Regions from separate parts of the Mus musculus genome. Here region 1 is linked to region 2. A link is a loop called in an ENCODE intact Hi-C map of the cell type or tissue named here. Cell type or tissue: left cerebral cortex. All regions are shown on one strand. Links, peaks and the distances in the headings refer to the core of each region. The heading gives the core; the rest is flanking DNA. Region 1 overlaps Gm32587 (a long non-coding RNA gene). Region 2 has its middle 47 kb from the start of Gm32587.

The links. A loop is a pair of places that touch in the nucleus more often than their neighbours do. Peaks named below come from ENCODE experiments on the same cell type or tissue, not always from the same donor. Only the 100,000 strongest peaks of a DNase experiment are listed, where the experiment ranks them.
Region 1: a loop joins it to region 2, with 4 times the contacts of the local background. A loop is called at or near these places in 3 of 42 quality-filtered maps.

The regions. Positions count from the first base shown.
Region 1 is chr14:18,471,435-18,480,047 of GRCm38, reverse strand. The region is part of intron 1 of Gm32587 (a long non-coding RNA gene); the gene reads right to left. Among named protein-coding and RNA genes, the nearest start is that of Gm32587, 12 kb to the right of the region's middle. In left cerebral cortex, for the core only: a CTCF peak has its summit at 4,457 (motif pointing right); DNase peaks (open chromatin) are centred at 3,679, 4,127 and 4,471.
Region 2 is chr14:18,411,815-18,420,427 of GRCm38, reverse strand. No RefSeq gene overlaps it. Among named protein-coding and RNA genes, the nearest start is that of Gm32587, 47 kb to the left of the region's middle. In left cerebral cortex, for the core only: a CTCF peak has its summit at 3,314; DNase peaks (open chromatin) are centred at 3,419 and 3,931; H3K27ac peaks cover 824 bases.

The DNA of each region.
Region 1 (8,613 bases), core at 3,517-6,016, 58 kb before region 2:
TGGGATCAAAGACATGCACCATCATGTCCAGCTTTCTTTCCACTTTCTGAGTTCAACATTTTGTGTGCTACATATAAGAGATCAATGACTGTGCTTCAAGTTTAAGGATCTCCCTGTCTAAGTTTTTAAATGTAAACCTTCAGTCCCATCAAGGGTTTCTTTTCATATGGAAGGCAAGGTGGAGACCTACTTTTATTTTTTTCTGTTTGGACAGCCAGCTATCCTAACTAATTCTGGTTTGTAGGAAAATATCTATAGCGTTCCAAGTCTCAAATATGTCTAGAGCGGCATCTGAGCTTCATTTAGCCCTTCCCTGCCAATCCACATTTTATATTGAATTTATCTGTGAAATGTTTATTTGCTGTAATAAACAGTTGCATGGGGAGCTGTAAGGTTTTGCTTCAAGAATGCCCAGACATCCTTTGAGTAAGATTTAGTCCATGTTTAATAAGCAAAGAATCAGGTCAGGGGGCTGCACAGAAGCATGTCAGGCCTAGCTGGTTAGCTTGCTTAGCCTTAGCATTGTGAGATAAGGTTGATCTTGTTTCTACTTTACAGATGGAAAACAGAGAGTTCAACAAACTGAGTCTGAAAAGCCCATGTGAGCTAGATATTGATTTCTTAAGCCTTCCTGTCACCAAAGACTTGACCTTTCTACTGTACCACAAAGATGTAATGATCTGGGCCAGGCCATCTCATGTGAGGAACCAGTGCTTCTCAGCAAAGAGAAATATCTTCACTGTGACACACTTGAAGTCATGGGACCAGATGACAGTAGCAGAGTACACTCTTGCTGGAGATGTTACCAGGATGCACACACTCACACTTACAAGCTCACCACCTCAGCAACACCACAGCAGGACAAGAATCACTATTTGCTTCTGGATGAAGTCTGAGCTTCAGCGAGAGCAAGAATTGCCTGTTGTCCCTCTGTTACTAACAAGCCACTAGAACTGTGTATAACCTGTATCTTATATTTAAAAAACAAACAAAAAAACAAAAAACATTCTTGCCATTTTTTTCTCATAGGCTGGCAGAGATCCTGGAGCAGGCCTTCATTGTCAGAATGTAGGTTGAATTTCAACTCTGAGAGCCACATTTCTGAGAGAAACCTGGGCATGGGAATACTTGAGTGCATTTATTACCGGTTAGGTGTGTGACCTAGAGCTGTCTTCTCTGTGGACACTTTTCTGAGCTGAGTCCACATGGCTATTATGATCTGACACCCTGCCCACCCCCAGCATAGCTGTAGCCATTCTGTTCTATGCCTGCCATCTCTTTCATACTGTTATTGTAATATGCCTGCTAGTCATTAACACAGGAAAAAAAAAAAAAAAACACTTGACTCAAAGCAGGGTCATGCTGACCATATTCCCTGTTATGTTCTGTAGGTTCTGTATGAGGTTTGTTAATCTTAAGAAATTCCACAAAGCATTACATAGGGCTCCTCAAGTCAAGGATCAATATGAACAGTTATATCTAAAATAAAATATCTGAGTCAGAGCTGACCAGCACCTGAGCATGAACTCACGGTGGGATTTTTTTTCCTTTATAAGATGACAGAAAAAGACATTTAGCGTCATAGTTTCAGACCCAATCTGAACTATATCCATGGTCTGACCAGTGTTAAGGTATGTATTCAATAAACCGTTCCTGTCTGACTGAGATTGCTGTTTGTACTGTTTGTAAGGTGACTCCTGGACCACAACAATGCCAACAGCTTTTCAAGGCATCTGAAGAAATGACCACAGCCCACAGACTGAAAGAGATAATGTAGAGCAGAACAGAAAGGATCATGAGGACCAGAACCCAGCCACCCTGCAGCAAAAGCTGTATGTATGGCTGCCATCAATGCCCTAATACAAGCTCGAAGGATTGGAGACAAATGAATCGACTCAAGATCTGGGAAGAAAATGGCTTCCACATGGCTGAAATCCAACTAGTGCTCTTGCAAGACCACGCTTAAAAGCCGAGTGAAGCACAGAACCAAACAACGCCCTTCAGGGAGGAGCACAGCGTCAAAAGCAGCAGCCATCGGCTCCACAGTTATGGCCATTCTCTCCCATCTTCCAAGGCCCACCCTCCATGGAGTTGAGGCCCTCTTCACTCATTTCCAGTGTTCAGTGCCTGAGTGTCAACCCTTTAAAGGTAGCAACATGATGGACCCTGATTTCTGCTTCTGGAAAAAGTGACAACTTCATTTGCTCTTAAGACAGTGTGTCAAAGTTAACATTGGTGACTCAGATATTCTGTGGCCCAAGGTTCAGGACTCAAAGATGAATTTAGCTGTTCTGAGGCATTAAATTCATAAAACCTACCTCCTTGAAAATTACTACCACCAACACTTTTGATAGCTCTTTGCTACCCTCCTCTGGAGCAGACCAGCCCAGAGGTCCAGACTGGCCTTTACTATAGAGCCAGGAGTTGCTGTCTGGCAATGAAGATTTAACATTTCTAACAGATAGAAAAGGTTTATTCTCCCCCCCCCCCTTCTCCAGACCTACTGCCATGCCAAAGGCAGCAGACAAGTAAAACCTAAGTCATCTTGATTAATGTAGGCAAGCAGCAGCTTTGTAATTTTTGCCACAGAAACTGAGACTCCAAATGAGGCCAAATAAGGAAATAATCTATTTTCCAAGTTCACTCACCATAATATCACTGGTGGGCTTCAGATGGCATAGAAAAACTAGAAGTACAGCATTGGAAGAGATTTGGAAGTCATTTGATGCAACTATGCAACAGATGCTTGAATATCCTCTGCACCAGGAGCCCCAAACCAGCTGCACACCAAAGCAATAGCAAGAACTCATGCCAAATAAACCTGGCTTAACCTGCAAGATGCTCTGCTCCTGCCACCTGGGTGGGCATGTTTCTCCTAAATCATGCTCAAGTGATCCTAATGAGGCCTGACTACACAACGCCAGAGAGCCACCTAACCAGGCCACAGTGTGAGGACCTTGCCAGGCATCAAAGCTCTTTGCTTGATCTTCCCCAGCATCTACTCCTTGCTGCCTTCCAAATAAGCCGAATCGGGGTGGCTCTGAATGCTGCCAAGTCCTTCCTCAGTCTTGGCAGAGAAACTCTTTCTCCTCACTGCTGACCAACTCCAGACAGACACATTGAAAGAGCCTAGCCCTCATAGCTTCCAGAGCTTTGAAGACTCTGCTCATAGATGTTTCCTGACCCTTGTCACTGAATATCTCCTACTTCTTCAGGTTCCTCAAGACTGAATTGTAACCTTCCCAGCAGGTTTCACCTCTGGACTACCTCTGACTTTGAGAGCTCACATGTTTGAATCCTTTGAGGGTATTTCTAGAAAACCAATGTCAAGCTGGAACCTCAAATTAAAGCAGAGCATCCAGTTTATTTTTAAACTGTGGGGGAATTCTGTTGCAGCTGACGCTGGGAGGTAGGGATGGTAAGCAGTGCTTTTCAGGTACCCACAAACTGTGGGAATCTTGTTAAAGCAAATGTTCTAGGCTGCAGGGCTGGGGCAGGGCTAAGAGTCAGCATTTCCTCAGGATGCTGATGCCACTGGCCTAGGAAGTGGCAAGGTCTAGATTTTAAGGACCCAGGAGGCATCTCATTATCGGGTTGTGGGGAATTCTCTGGATCTTTAGAGGTTACAATATTTCCTTCTGCTGGGAGAACAAGAGAGGGTCTCAAGGGGTGGCCACAGGCAAACCGGGACAGGAGAACGTGGACTGCATTCCAACAATGATGTGTTTTCTGGTAGCATCTAGAGCTGTGTCTGTGCATATACAGCTAATGCGAGAGCCACAGTTACACACTGGGGTTTTTACAAGTACTGGATTTTGGGGGAGGAATAGAAACATAGGATGAATAACTAAAGCTACCCTGCTTTGGGGAGGTACTGAAATTCTGTCTTCAGCTGATGACAGTCCTAGGGTATGGGAGAATTTGATAAATTCAAAAGAGCAGAAAATATTGAGCTACCCTACCCCTCTTGGGGAAAAATGTAAATAGCCCAATCTTCCTTCCTACCTCTGTTACATTATCTCCCCGATGAAGCAGACTCAAAAGCCTTAGCAAACATGCTAGCAACTTATCAAGCCACTGAAGGGATATCAAACTTCTCATCTTGTTTCCCTGTAAGTCCCCAGAATATCCCTAGTGCACTAGCTGTCAGGCTTTTGATGAGATTGTCACCTTGATCCTAACACATTATCCCTCCATGCTGTCTGTCCTTCCGGCAGAGGCTGAGCCCACAAACCATGGCCTGGCACCTCCACATTGCCCTCTGGGAAGCTGCTCTCACAGACCTTGCTTGGTACTTGCAGCTTGCCTCCCACCCTCTGTCCTGCAGTCATTTATGCATTAACTCTTAGTTTCTGACTTTTGGAGAATTCCTACAGTAATGATCTGACTGTGTGTGCACTTAAAATCTCACTCATTAGTTTTATGTATATGAGTACACTGTAGCTGCCTTCAGACATACCAGAAGAGGGCATCAGGGAGATGGCTAAGCGGGTAAGAGCACTGACTGCTCTTCTGAAGGTTCTGAGTTCATATCCCAGCAACCACATGGTGGCTCACAACCACCTGTAATGAGATCTGACGCCTCTTCCGGTGTGTCTGAAGTCAGCTACAGTGTACTTATGTATAATAATAAATAAATCTTTTTTTAAAAAATCTCTTCGTTGAACCTGACCTCTGAGATAATGCGATTGAGGTCTAGGGGTTTTAGGAAGAGGTTAGGTGATGAGGGTGCCATGTGCATATGTAAATAAGTACCATGGAGGGCAGTTTCTGAGCCTGTGGAGATGTGTCAGTGCTTAAGAGTGCTTCCTGCTCCATCAGAGTACCATACTTGGATCCAACACCCATGTCAGACAACTTGATCCCTTGTAACTTGCAGCTCTGAGGTTTCCGAACCCCCTTCCGGTCATTTGTGGCACATGCATAAACATGCAAAAGCATGCATGTACACATTCGCAGACACACACACCACACACACACAAATTCTTTTTTTTTTTTAGATTTATTTACTATTTATATGTAAGTACACTGTAGCTGTTTTCAGACACACCAGAAGAGGGCATCAGATCCTATTACAGATGGTTGTGAGTCACCATGTGGTTGCTGGGATTTGAAGTCAGGCCCTTTGGAAGAGCAGTCAGTGCTCTTAACCACTGAACCATCTCTCCAGCTCCCACACACAAATTCTTAAAAAGAATAAAAGAAAGAATGATTGTTCTGTAGGAAACAAGCCCTTGTCAGATGCCAAATCTATACACAGCTCAAGTCCGGATCATTCAGCCTCCAAAATTGAGTAAGTCTGTTGCTTATAAATTACCTAGCCTAGAGTGCTTTATTACACCAGTTGGAATGGCCTGGATACCATACATGTGGCGCCTAGGGAAAGGGCAATTTCTTGCTGAGTCCGTGTCTTTCAGATGCAAATTTAAATACATGTGTCTGTTTGGAAGATCAAATGCTCCCGCTCAGGACTGTGACATGAGAGTCAAAGGTAGGAAGAAGGTAAATCATCAAAGAGAGAATAAATACCCTTTCAACGAATACTTTTTGCTGAAATCAACCAGCAGGCTTTCTCTGCTTACTTGGTCAGGATTTTTCCAGGCTGTCTGCAAAGGCAGGCAGGGTCACAGCCCTGTCTGCCTACCAATTAGACCCATACGTCTTGTACATTCTATCTGAGAGCCCAAGGTAGGGTCTTGAACCATTAAGGCCTTCCTGGAATGGGAGGGAAGTTTTTGGTTTGGTTAGCGGTGGTGTACCAAAACTAAGGATTGAACCAAGCAAGGATTCCATGAATGCCAGACAAGTGCTCTAAACTCAGCTACAACTTCTGATTTTCTATACAGATAGGGGTCCTTGAGAGCTAAAACTTGCAAAGCCTAGCCAAGTGTAATCTGAGCCCCGTGGACTTCAAAAAAGAAAGCTACAAGAGATTTTATTCAATATATCCCAGGAAAAGCTTTCAGCCTGGTCCTCGAGAGGAGCATGATAAGAGTGCACATGACTGCTGGCTCCAGAGCCTCAGAGCCCCTTGACAACCCTTGGAGGTCCCCAAAAGGCCCAGTGGCCTGTTGTACAATCATATGATTTTCTGCACTTTTAAAAATTGCTCTAGGCTAGGGAGACAGACAGACAGACAGACAGACAGACAGACTTGCTAAGGGAATGGAGCAGAGGATTCTGCCAAAGAAGCATTAAAATTGGGACATATTAGACATGGGCTAAATTGAACATATGTATGAAGTCACCATTCTGGTAGAATTAAGCCATTGCTAGCTGGTGTGGAAGATGCACAGGCCCAGTGGGGACTAGACCTGAGAATTCTATCTTATGGTGTACAAAGAGCTTCTTAAATGCACAGTTAAGAAGTCTTAGAATGTCTGAAATGTCAAACCAGGAGAAGAGATGGGGCAGCTAACTAAAACATCTGAAAAGGATGGGCACAAATGAGAACTCGTCTGTAATGAACTCAGGGAAACTTGTGTACTCAAGCTTTGGGGATCAAACACCTTGCTTGGATCCTTTGCTTTGGACTCTTTGACCCAGATTGAAATTGCTTTTGGCTGGGACATTTCCAAAGGTTGGAAGCTGAGAACATGTGAGCCATGAACTATTTGTGAAACCTGAGGATGCAGGTAAGCCGAGCCTGATGATGGCAACAGTCTTAGAAAGCTGGAGAAGGTGGAGCCAGGAAGGAGATGAACCGCTAATCTCTATTGCCAATTTGAATGGACTAAGGAACACATGGGGCATTGAGAAGATACTTCTTTGGGTTTGTCTGTAAGGTATTTCTAGAGAGATTTAACTAAGGAGAAAAGACCCACCCTGAGTGTGGAAGACACTATACCACAGGCTGGGGTACCTGGGGAAAGAAAAAAGCCAGCTGAACACCGCCATTCCTTTCTGGGCCTTCTGGTCTATCAGATAGATGTGAGCCAGCAGCTGCTACAGTCACTGCTATTACCTTGCCTTCCCCAACATGAGGGAGACTGTGAGCTGAAGTAAAACCTTCCTCCTTCAAGTAGTTTCTTGTTGGGATTTGACCACAGCTAAGTGAAAATTCACTAATACATGAGGTCCCACAAGTGAGACCACCATCTGGCAACAGGCCTGACAAACTGGCAACTGAACCACCACTTACCACACACACACATACACTCTCTCTCTGTCTTCTGCTGCCTGACAACTAACTCCTCAAGGATCAGGTCTTACTGACCATACCTGCATCAGCAGCACCTGGCAGTGTGTAGACAAGGAAGCTAGCTCTCAGTTTCGCTCTACTATCAAGCAGGGCCAATGACCACTAAACCACCAAGCACACTAGTACTGAACAAAGGGAATAACAATGTGGTATTCATATCACAAAAGGCTTGTGGCAGAGAGGACATCGTCCACCTTGACTCACACACTCAGACAGAAAATCTGTCTTGACTGAAGTTGTTGCTGAAGCCTTTGGGCTTTTATCACTCTGATATGTGGTATGTGTAGAGCTTGATTCCTTACATATTTTGTTTGTTTTGTTTTATTTTATTTTATGTGTATGAGTATTTTGTCTTCATGTATGTCTGTGTACCATGTGTGTCCAGTGCCACCAGAGATCAGGAAAGGGTAAATTTCCCAAAACTGGAGTTCAGATTATTGTGGGCCACCACAAGGGTACTAGAAATTGAATGTTGGTCCTCTGAAAGAGCAGCCAGTGTTTCTAGTGGTTGAGGCACCTCTCCAGCCTGGCTTGCTTGCTTTTTGAGACAGGGTCTGGCTGGTGTTTACTATGAAGTCCAGGCTATCCTTAAACATCTGCCAATCTTTCTGTGTCGACCCCTTGAGTGCTAGTTTTAGAGGTGGAAGGCAGCAAGTCTGGATACATCTGTTCCAACTGCAGCTTATTTTTTCAGTGAGGAAGTCTATTCTGGAAGGGGTAGAGGAGATTACATGGAACTACATGGGAATAAGATATAGAATAATCAGAAAACAATTCCAGTAAAGTGACCAGAAGAGTATTGCCAATCCCTGGAGTGGTTTATTGTGCTATTTTGCTTCTATATTAAATTTATCCTCATGCTATAACTAAACAGCATATCTTCAAAGAAGTGCCCAGCTTTCTTTTGGGAAGTAAAATCTTCCCTAGTTCCAAAGTTCAGTAGAATATTGTCTTGTGTACTTCAAGGTAATAGAAATTTAGTTTCATTTTTAGAAATGGCACATCTACTCAGTTTAACATCAATATCAAAACACTTCAGGCAGAGAGGCCCCACATTTTCCAGAGATGATTTCTGTAGCCATTGTCTGTTCTACAAGTTAGTTTCCTGAATGGCAACAGAGAACTCGCCTATTTTTCTCTGAAGGTTTTCAGAGAAGGCATGACAACCCAGGGAGATACTTGGGAGAGGTGCCAAAAGGGGTTACACATTGATGTGATGTTGGCTGCTCTACATCCCCCTAGTGGTTACCAAATCTGGCCAATATCTAGTATAGTGAGTGACAGAGAAGAGAAGCTCCTTCATACAGCCTTGCTCTTCAGCACTCTACAAGCAATTCTTGAGTCCATTTTTGAGGATGCTGGATGTCTTTGCACCTACATGGATGCACAGATAGTGCCATCTTCCAGCACTC
Region 2 (8,613 bases), core at 2,051-4,550:
CCTAGCCTGAACATCAGATGTTAGTTACTATATTACTAATTACTATGACCACTATATAGAAACCAAGGCCCACACCAGTGATCATTATGCTTTGAATGTGAACTGTAGTCCATATTTTCATGTGTTTGAACTTGGTTCTTCGCTGATGGTGAGGTTTCAAAAGGTTGTGGAATCTTTAGGAGGTAGAGCCTTCAGTGAAGGAAATGAGTCACTAGTGGTTGATGGACCTTGAGTCCAGCCCCACTTCCTGTTGTAGACACACTATGAGCAACCATCTTGTACTGGCTGGGTTTTTGTGTCAACTTGACACTGAAAAAGTATAACGCAAAAGCAAAATTCTAGGCCTTTAGGCCCAGGCTTGAGAATGTGACCTCTGTAACTCAATGCTCCAAGGTATGCTAATCTAAAACAGATAGCGACATTCCTCCACCCACCCACTTCCAGGGTTCAAGGAGTGTTCATTCAAAGAAAGTCACCCTGACCCACCCTGACCATTGCTGGAACACGCTATGCAAATGTGCTATTGTTAGGGGCTCTTAGAAATTGTGTTGAGAAATATTCGGCACAATTACCAGGTATTCCTTGTGACTCTTGTGACTTTGTACTTCGTTGTGACTCTTAACTGGTACTTTTGGTATTTTCCAACAACGCCCTTCCCACCCTTTTGAGTTGTGGTTTCTTCCTTTAAATACCCCCTTACCCAGCTACTCGGGGTGCCATGATCTGCATGGTGTATGACTGTGGGCCCAAGAGCGCTCTTGAAATAAAAAGTCTTTTTGCAGTTTGCAGCAAGACCATTTCTCATGAGTGATTTGGGATACCGCCTCTCCTGAGTCAGAATGTGAGGGAGTCCTCATGTTATGGGCCTTTCAACGCAAGCTGGAGTTATCACAGAGAAAGGAGCTTCAGTTGAGGAAATGCCTCCATGAGATCCAGCTGTAAGGCATTTTGTAGCTGCCAGTGGCCACAGGTTACTGGGTTCCTGAAAGGAAAGATGAGGTTTTGGATGGGAAAAGCTGCGATGAGTCCAAGTTTATAAAGGGGGGTTGGGGGGTGGACCCATCCCCCACCATACCAGGATCTCTGCTTGTGTCAGGATAACAGGTTCAGCCTCTCAGCAGGTAGTGGCCTCTTGGAGGAAAGCTGCAGATGTGGCAGGACAATAGACTTTACCTAGGTGGGAAGACTCCACCCTAAGTGGGCTAGCAACTGTGGCAAACCAAGTCTGAGCAGCCTGCTCAAGGCTGGGGGTAAGGGCACAGCATTTTCTCAGTTAGTGATCAAGGGTGGGAGGCCCCATTGTGGGTGCTGCCATCCCTGGGCTGGTAGTCTTGGGTTCCATAAGAAAACAAGCTGAGCAAGTCAGGGAAAGAAAGCCAGTAAGCCGGGTAGTGGTGGCAAATGCCTTTAATCCCAGCACTTGGGAGGCAGAGGCAGGTGGATTTCTGAGTTCAAGGCCAGCCTGGTCTACAAAGTGAGTTCCAGGACAGCCAGGGCTATACAGAGAAACCCTGTCTCGAAAACAAAAACAAAAATGCCAGTAAGTAACATCCCTCCATGGCCTCTGCATCAGCTCCTGCTACCTGACTGGCTTGAGTTCTAATCCTGACTTCCTTTGGTAATGAATAGCAGTATGGAAGTGTAAGCTGAATAAACCCTTTCCTCCCCAACTTGTTTTTTGTCATGATGTTTTGTGCAGGAATAGAAACCCTGACTAAGACACACTTCATGGACCTGTTGACATTCCTTCCACATACCATGATGGATTCTCTCTTAAACTAGAAGCCAGAATAACGCCTTTCTCCCTTATACTGGGCACAACTATAAGACAGGTTAGGAATATAGAAGCTTTCCTGTGTCAGTGACTTAGAGGAGACAGAGGTTTGCTAGGTTTGCTTACATGGTACAGGTTAGGCACTCAAACAGTTATCTGCATTCTGAAGACTCTCAAACCCAGGCTGCTGCTCAGACCACAAAACTACTTGCCTCTGCAGTTCCAACCTTGTGCTCAAGCCTGGAGAATTCCTGGAGAGCTGCTGGTCTTCAGTTCATCTTGGAACCCAAAGAAATTAGATTATAATGTTAAGGAAAGATGGCAGCAATGTAATAGACAGACACTAACAACATAGAGTAAATAAATAAATATGTAATAAGAAATTCTAGTTATACACTAATCATCATAAGGACCAGTCTCATTCTATGAAGAGGAGGTGGTAAATACCATGATGGTGGCACTATGCTCACTTCAGCCTGTGGTTTTGACAACCTGCTCCTGCCATGTATGTGGTGACATAACAAGAAAGACATGTACAGTCCATGGTCTGGCAAGATGGTTCAGCAGGTAAAGATGCTTTCTTGGGACCCACATAGCAGAAGGCTATCAACCCCCAAGAGCTGTTCTCTGACCTCTATGTTCACACTGTGCTGCCTGTGCACACAAATGAATGAATACATGTAAATACACACATGTAGATACACATTTCTCTGCTTCTCCTGACATTCTCAACAAGGATGCTTCAGCGGGCCTTGTTTCTCACTGTGTGTTTTCCAAGGAGCTAACTCCAATACTGACCTGCTTACTGTGCATGCCTCTCTTTCAGAGAAGTAATAAGGGTGGTGCCGGAGGAACAGCTTCCCCACCTTCTACAGCTTAGTTGACCTTTCTTTACTTTTAAACCTTGATTCTGATCTGTGCTTCATGGTCATAGTAGTGGATTCCTTTAGTCTCCTCCACTGACAGGAGTAATCCCCCTGGAATTTGAGCTGTTGGAAAGGAGGCCCTTGGGACCCGCTTTTGTGGAAGGGCCTGTTCCCTACTCAGACTTGCAAGGGGGAACACATACCTTGATGTATTCTGGGGTGTGGCAAGCCCAGGCAGCACAGGTAAAAGAGCTCTGGACTCAGACCTGGCTTCCCTCCATGTCTGCACAAGTGTATACCAAGGCCAACCTTGGAGGAAAGAGAGGCTGAGAGAGGCTGTAGGCAAGAGAGAAGCCAGAAAGGAAAGATGAGTCTGACCTGCAGAAAGGCAGTTTACCTTAGGACATGACTGCTGGCTATGCTGGTGGCTGGTGACAGCCCAGCCTAGCAGTGGGCCACAGGGAAGCTGGTTACTGCTTGGAGCCCTGTCAATGACTGATCATTTTATTTTGTTGTTTGTTGTTGCTTTTTGTGTTTTGGTTTTGGTTTGCCTTGATGCTGGGAAAGGGGGCTTTTAGGAGTGAGAGTGCTTCCCTGGGGTGTAAATGTTTGCATATGAACATCCTTAACACATAAAAAGTAACTGGTAAGTAAAGACCAGCCTTGCTCATCTGCCCCTGCAGGCTGCCTGCGGTTCAGCTGGTAGTACACTTCACAGTGGCCCACATGTGGTGAAGGACAACAGGCAGAAAGGCCAGGCTGTAACTGCTGGACAGCTCTGAAAGTCACGTGGACTCCCTGTGGTATCAATAATGGCTACACTTGTGCCTCAGCTCAGCTTGCCCTTAGCTTCTGTCCCCTTCTGCTCCCTTCCAGGAAACTCTTCTCAGGGGGTGGCCCCTGTTTAGGCAGTTTTCTGAAGCCAGCTTCCCTGAGGGTTGCATATGAGATGATGATAAAATGACTGACCTTGAGTCATTGTCTTGCTGTATATACCACCCTTTGGCTCATCTCTGGGCATATCATTTGGAGATGAAAAAGGCTATCCTCATAGTGACTTTCGCCTCCAGTTACAGAATCCTCAGCCAAGGGACAGACAGCTACACAACTTGCCAGAGGTAAGACACCTTATACAGGGCCAGCATTTTGCCCCAGGCAGGCTGGCTCTGGAATCTGCTGTCAGGGCACTCTGCTAAAGTGCATCTTAATCGTAGAGCTCTGCCTGATCTATCTGTCCTGGGGCTGCTTCTCTCTCCCTTGCTGGGATGTGTGAAGTTCAGCGTTCTATTTCCATCTTACACAGTCACAGCCAAGATGGTTGAAGCAAATATAAAATTGTGAGAGGAAAGAAGAGCATGCCGCCAGGTGCAGTGACACATGCCTGTAATCCTCGTGCTGGGGCAGGATTGCAAGTTTCAGAACAAGGCTGAGCTACACAGTGACATCCCTTCTCAAAAAAAAAAAAAAAAAAAAAAAAGGGGGGGGGGGAACAGGGTGGGGGGAAGGGAGGGGAGGGGAGCACAGCAGAACAGAACAGAGCAGAACAGAAGAATTTCAAACCCAATAGGCAAAACCTATTTTTAGAGTCAAACTTTTGTTTTCCTTTGTTTTATTTTTTGAGACAGAGCCTCAGGTAGCTCAGGATAGCCTCAAACACAGTGTAGCTGAGGCTAGCCTCGAACTCCAAATCATCCTATTATCTCCACTTGCAATAACTTAAAAAATGGAATAGTTAATATCTTCTTGGGCAAGAAAATTGTTACCTTTGGGTGACCTTTTCCCAAAGAAGAAATATATTTAGGCAAACATCTCTATGAACACATGGATTTGTCACAGGTTCTGGGCCCTAACAATACTAACTCAAAGCAGGTCTGTTTTCCAGATACACCCTCTCAATCAGGACTCCCTGCACCCATTCGTTCTCATCTTTGCTGGTTCACCAGCCACACCTCAAATACTCATTGTGTTTAGAAGCCTTGGAACAGCAAGTGTGATGTACAACTGATTTTTCATTCTGTTGTAATTCACTTATATTTAGTATAAATAGAAGCAGAAGGCTACTAGGATTTTACTGTGTTAGAGATGTATGATTCGACCTGGAAAAGATATGCCAGTCCAGCTGGTAGCATTTGTTGTATATTAAGATATGTTCTATAGGGGTATGGTGAGGTATGGGGGAAGGGGGCGCCTCGGTGGGCCCATGCCAAGGCATCCATTCCCCTTGAGGGCCCAGCCACAGGATGGTATAGTATAGAATAGAGTTTATTCAGGGCATAGGGAGGGGAATTAAGAGAGTAATAGAGGCAGAAAAAGAAACAAGAGAGAAGGAGAAAAAGGAGTAGAGGCCTGCCATGACTATGTGGGGGGGGGAGGGAATGGGGAGAAAGGGGGAACAACAGGGCAAGAGAGAGAAGCAGGAGTAAGAGAGGAAGGAGCAAGCAGCCCCTTTTATACTGAGTCAGGCCTACCTGGCTATTGTCAGGTAACTGTGGGGGTACAGCATAGACAGAATGCTAACAGCACTCACCTATAATCTCAAGCACTTGGATGACTGAGGTACAAAGTTCTTTAGCTCAAGACCTACCGGGGCTACAGAGTGAATTCAAGGTCAACCTAAGCAAATTGGTGATACCTGTTTCAAAGTAAAAAACATAAACAGGGCTGAAGATGAAGCTCAGTGGTAGAGCACTTGTACCAGAAAGGTGTCAAAGCTGTTGTCTTACTATTAGCTAGACAGACTATGGGGAGCAGTGGAGACTGTGGTAAAATGGCAATTATGTATCCACAAGATCAAGTGGTAAAGATGGCAATTATCTATTCACAGGACCCAGAATGACTTCCATGTAGTTACAGTCTGTCACTGCCTTGCTGCCAGGACTGTGCATTTTCAGAAAAGGATACTAATGTGGGGTCTCCCTCCTTATACAATAGCCAGAGACATGTGAGGTCTCTGGAGATATATGGGCCATGTTGAGGAAAGTCTGTCCTCTCTATAACATGCTATGCCATCCCATTCTGTAATTTGCACATATTAGAATGCCTAGCAATATAAATCACATCAATTAAAGAAGCATTTATTGAATACCTACTGAATACCAGAAAGTAAGCCAAGACAAGGACTAAAAAGGCACTTGTCCCCTTGGCTCATGTTCTAACAGGCCAGAGAGAAGTAATGAGGAGTCAGGGCACCAGAGATCAGGGCAGCAATGAAGGCCAGAAGACATAACAGTGGAAAAGAAACTGGACAGTAGGTAAGGGCTGACCAGGTGGTAGGGTAAGCATGCTGAGCAGAGGCTCTGCAGCAAGCAGGAAAGAGTGATCAAGAGCAGTGGGTGAGAGAACCTCCAGTAGTCAGAAAGGACTAAAGCATGAAATCTGAAGCTAGAAAAGGGCAGAGGGATGGAAGAAAGCAAGGGCAGATGATGATGACACACATATAACGTATGAGGAGGAGGAGGAGGAGGTCACCAAGCTCATGGGTCGATGGTGGGTCAAAGATTAAATCTGGAAACCACAGGGTCAGTCCCAGGTCTCTCTGAGACCAGTCTGTGCAGGTGAGCACGCAGACTGCAGAGGTTACACATCTCTGGGACAGGCCCTATTTCTGGCCTTCATCTTCAGCCAGGAGGCAGGTCTGAATGCCAGACCTCTGTGCACCTTCCCTGCAAGAGGAGAGCTTGCCTGCAGAGAGTACTCTGACCACTGAGACTCAGGAGAGAGCTGGACTCCCAGGACAGAAGCTAACAGAATCACAGGAGGAACAGGCTCCAGCCAGAGACAACTATAACAACTAACGCCAGAGATTACCAGATGGCGAAAGGCAAATGAAAGAATCTTACTAACAGAAACCAAGACCACTCACTATCATCAGAACCCAGCACTCCACACCTCACCCAGTCCTGGATACCCCAACACACCCGAAAAGCAAGATTCATATTTAAAATCATATCTCATGATGCTGGTAGAGGACTTTAAGAAGGGCATTAATAACTCACTTAAAGAAATACAGGAGAACACTGCTAAACAGGTAGAAGTCCTTAAAGAATTACAGGAAAACACACCCAAACAGGTGATGGAATTGAACAAAATCATCCAAGACCTAAAAAGGGAAGTAGACACAATAAAGAAAACCCAAAGGGAGACAGCACTGGAGATAGAAACCCTAGGAAAGAAATCTGGAACCATAGATGAGAGCATCAGAAACAGAATACAGGAAATGGAAGAGAAAATCCCAGTTACAGAAGATTCCATAGAGAACATGGGCACAACAGTCAAAGAAAATGCAAAATGCAAAAAGATCCTAACTCAAAATATCCAGGAAATCCAGGACACAATGAGAAAACCAAAACCTACGGATAATAGGAGTAGATGAGAATGAAGATTTTCAACTTAAAGGGCCAGCAAATATCTTCAACAAAATTATAGAAGAAAACTTCCAAAACCTAAAGAAAGAAATGCCCAAGAACATACAAGAAGCCTACCAACCTCCAAATAGACTGGACCAGAAAAGAAATTCTTCCCGACACATAATAATCAGAACAACAATAGCACTAAATAAAAATAGAATATTAAAAGCAGGCCGGGCAGTGGTGGCATACGCCTTTAATCCCATCACTTGGGAGGCAGAGGCAGGTGGATTTCTGAGTTCAAGGCCATCCTGGTCTACAGAGTGAGTTCCAGGACAGTCAGAGCTATATAGAGAAACCTTGACTCAAAGAAAGAAAAAAAAAAAGAAAGAAAGAAAGAAAGAAAGAAAGAAAGAAAGAAAGAAAGAAAGAAAGAAAGAAAAGAATATTAAAAGCAGTAAGGGAAAAAAGTCAAGTAACATATTAAGGCAGGCCATTTAGAATTACACCAGACTTCTCACCAGAGACTATGAAAGCCAGAAGATCCTGGACAGATGTTATACAGACCCTAAGAGAAAACAAGGGCAAACCCAGGCTACTATACCCAGCAAAACTCTCAATTACCATAGATGGAGAAACCAAAGTATTCCAGGCTAAAACCAAATTCATACAATATCTTTCCACAAATCCAACCCTTCAAAGGATAATAAAGGGAAAACACAAATACAAGGACAGAAACTACACCCTAGAAAAAGTAAGAAAGTAATCCTTCAATAAACCTAAGCCGGGCATGGTGGCACACGCCTTTAATCCCAGCACTTGAGAGGCAGAGACAGGCAGATTTCTGAGTTCAGGGCCAGCCTGGTCTACAAAGTGAGATCCAGGACAGCCAGGCCTATACAGAGAAACCCTGTCTCGAAAAAAAAAATAATAATAATAATAATAAAAGAAGAGAATCTCAACTTTAACAACAAAAATAAGAGGAAGAAAAAATACTTATTTTTAATTTCTCTTAACATCAATGGACTCAATTCCCCAATAAAAAGACATAGGCTAACAGACTGGCTACACAAACAGGACTCAACATTTTGCTGCTTACAGGAAATCTACCTCAGGGAAAAAGACAGACACTACCTCAGAGTGAAAGGCTGGAAAACAATTTTCCAAACAAATAGTCTGAAGAAACAAGTTGGAGTAGCCATTCTAAAATTGAATAAAATTGACTTCCAACCCAAAGTTGTCAAAAAAGACAAGGAGGGACACTTCATACTCATCAAAGGTAAAATCCACCAAGATGAACACTCAATTCTGAATACCTATGCTCCAAATACAAGGGCAGCCACATTCATTAAAAAAACTTTAGTAACGCTCAAAGAACATATTGAACCTCACACAATAATAGGGGGAGACTTCAACACCCTACTCTCACCAATGGACAGATCCTGGAAACAGAAACTAAACAGAGACACATGGACACTAACAGAAGTTATGAAACAAATGCATTTAATAGATATCTACATAACATGTTATCCTAAAACAAAAGGATATACCTTCTTCTCAGCACCTCATGGTACCTCCTCCAAAATTGACCATATAACTGGTCACAAAACAGGCCTGAACAGATACA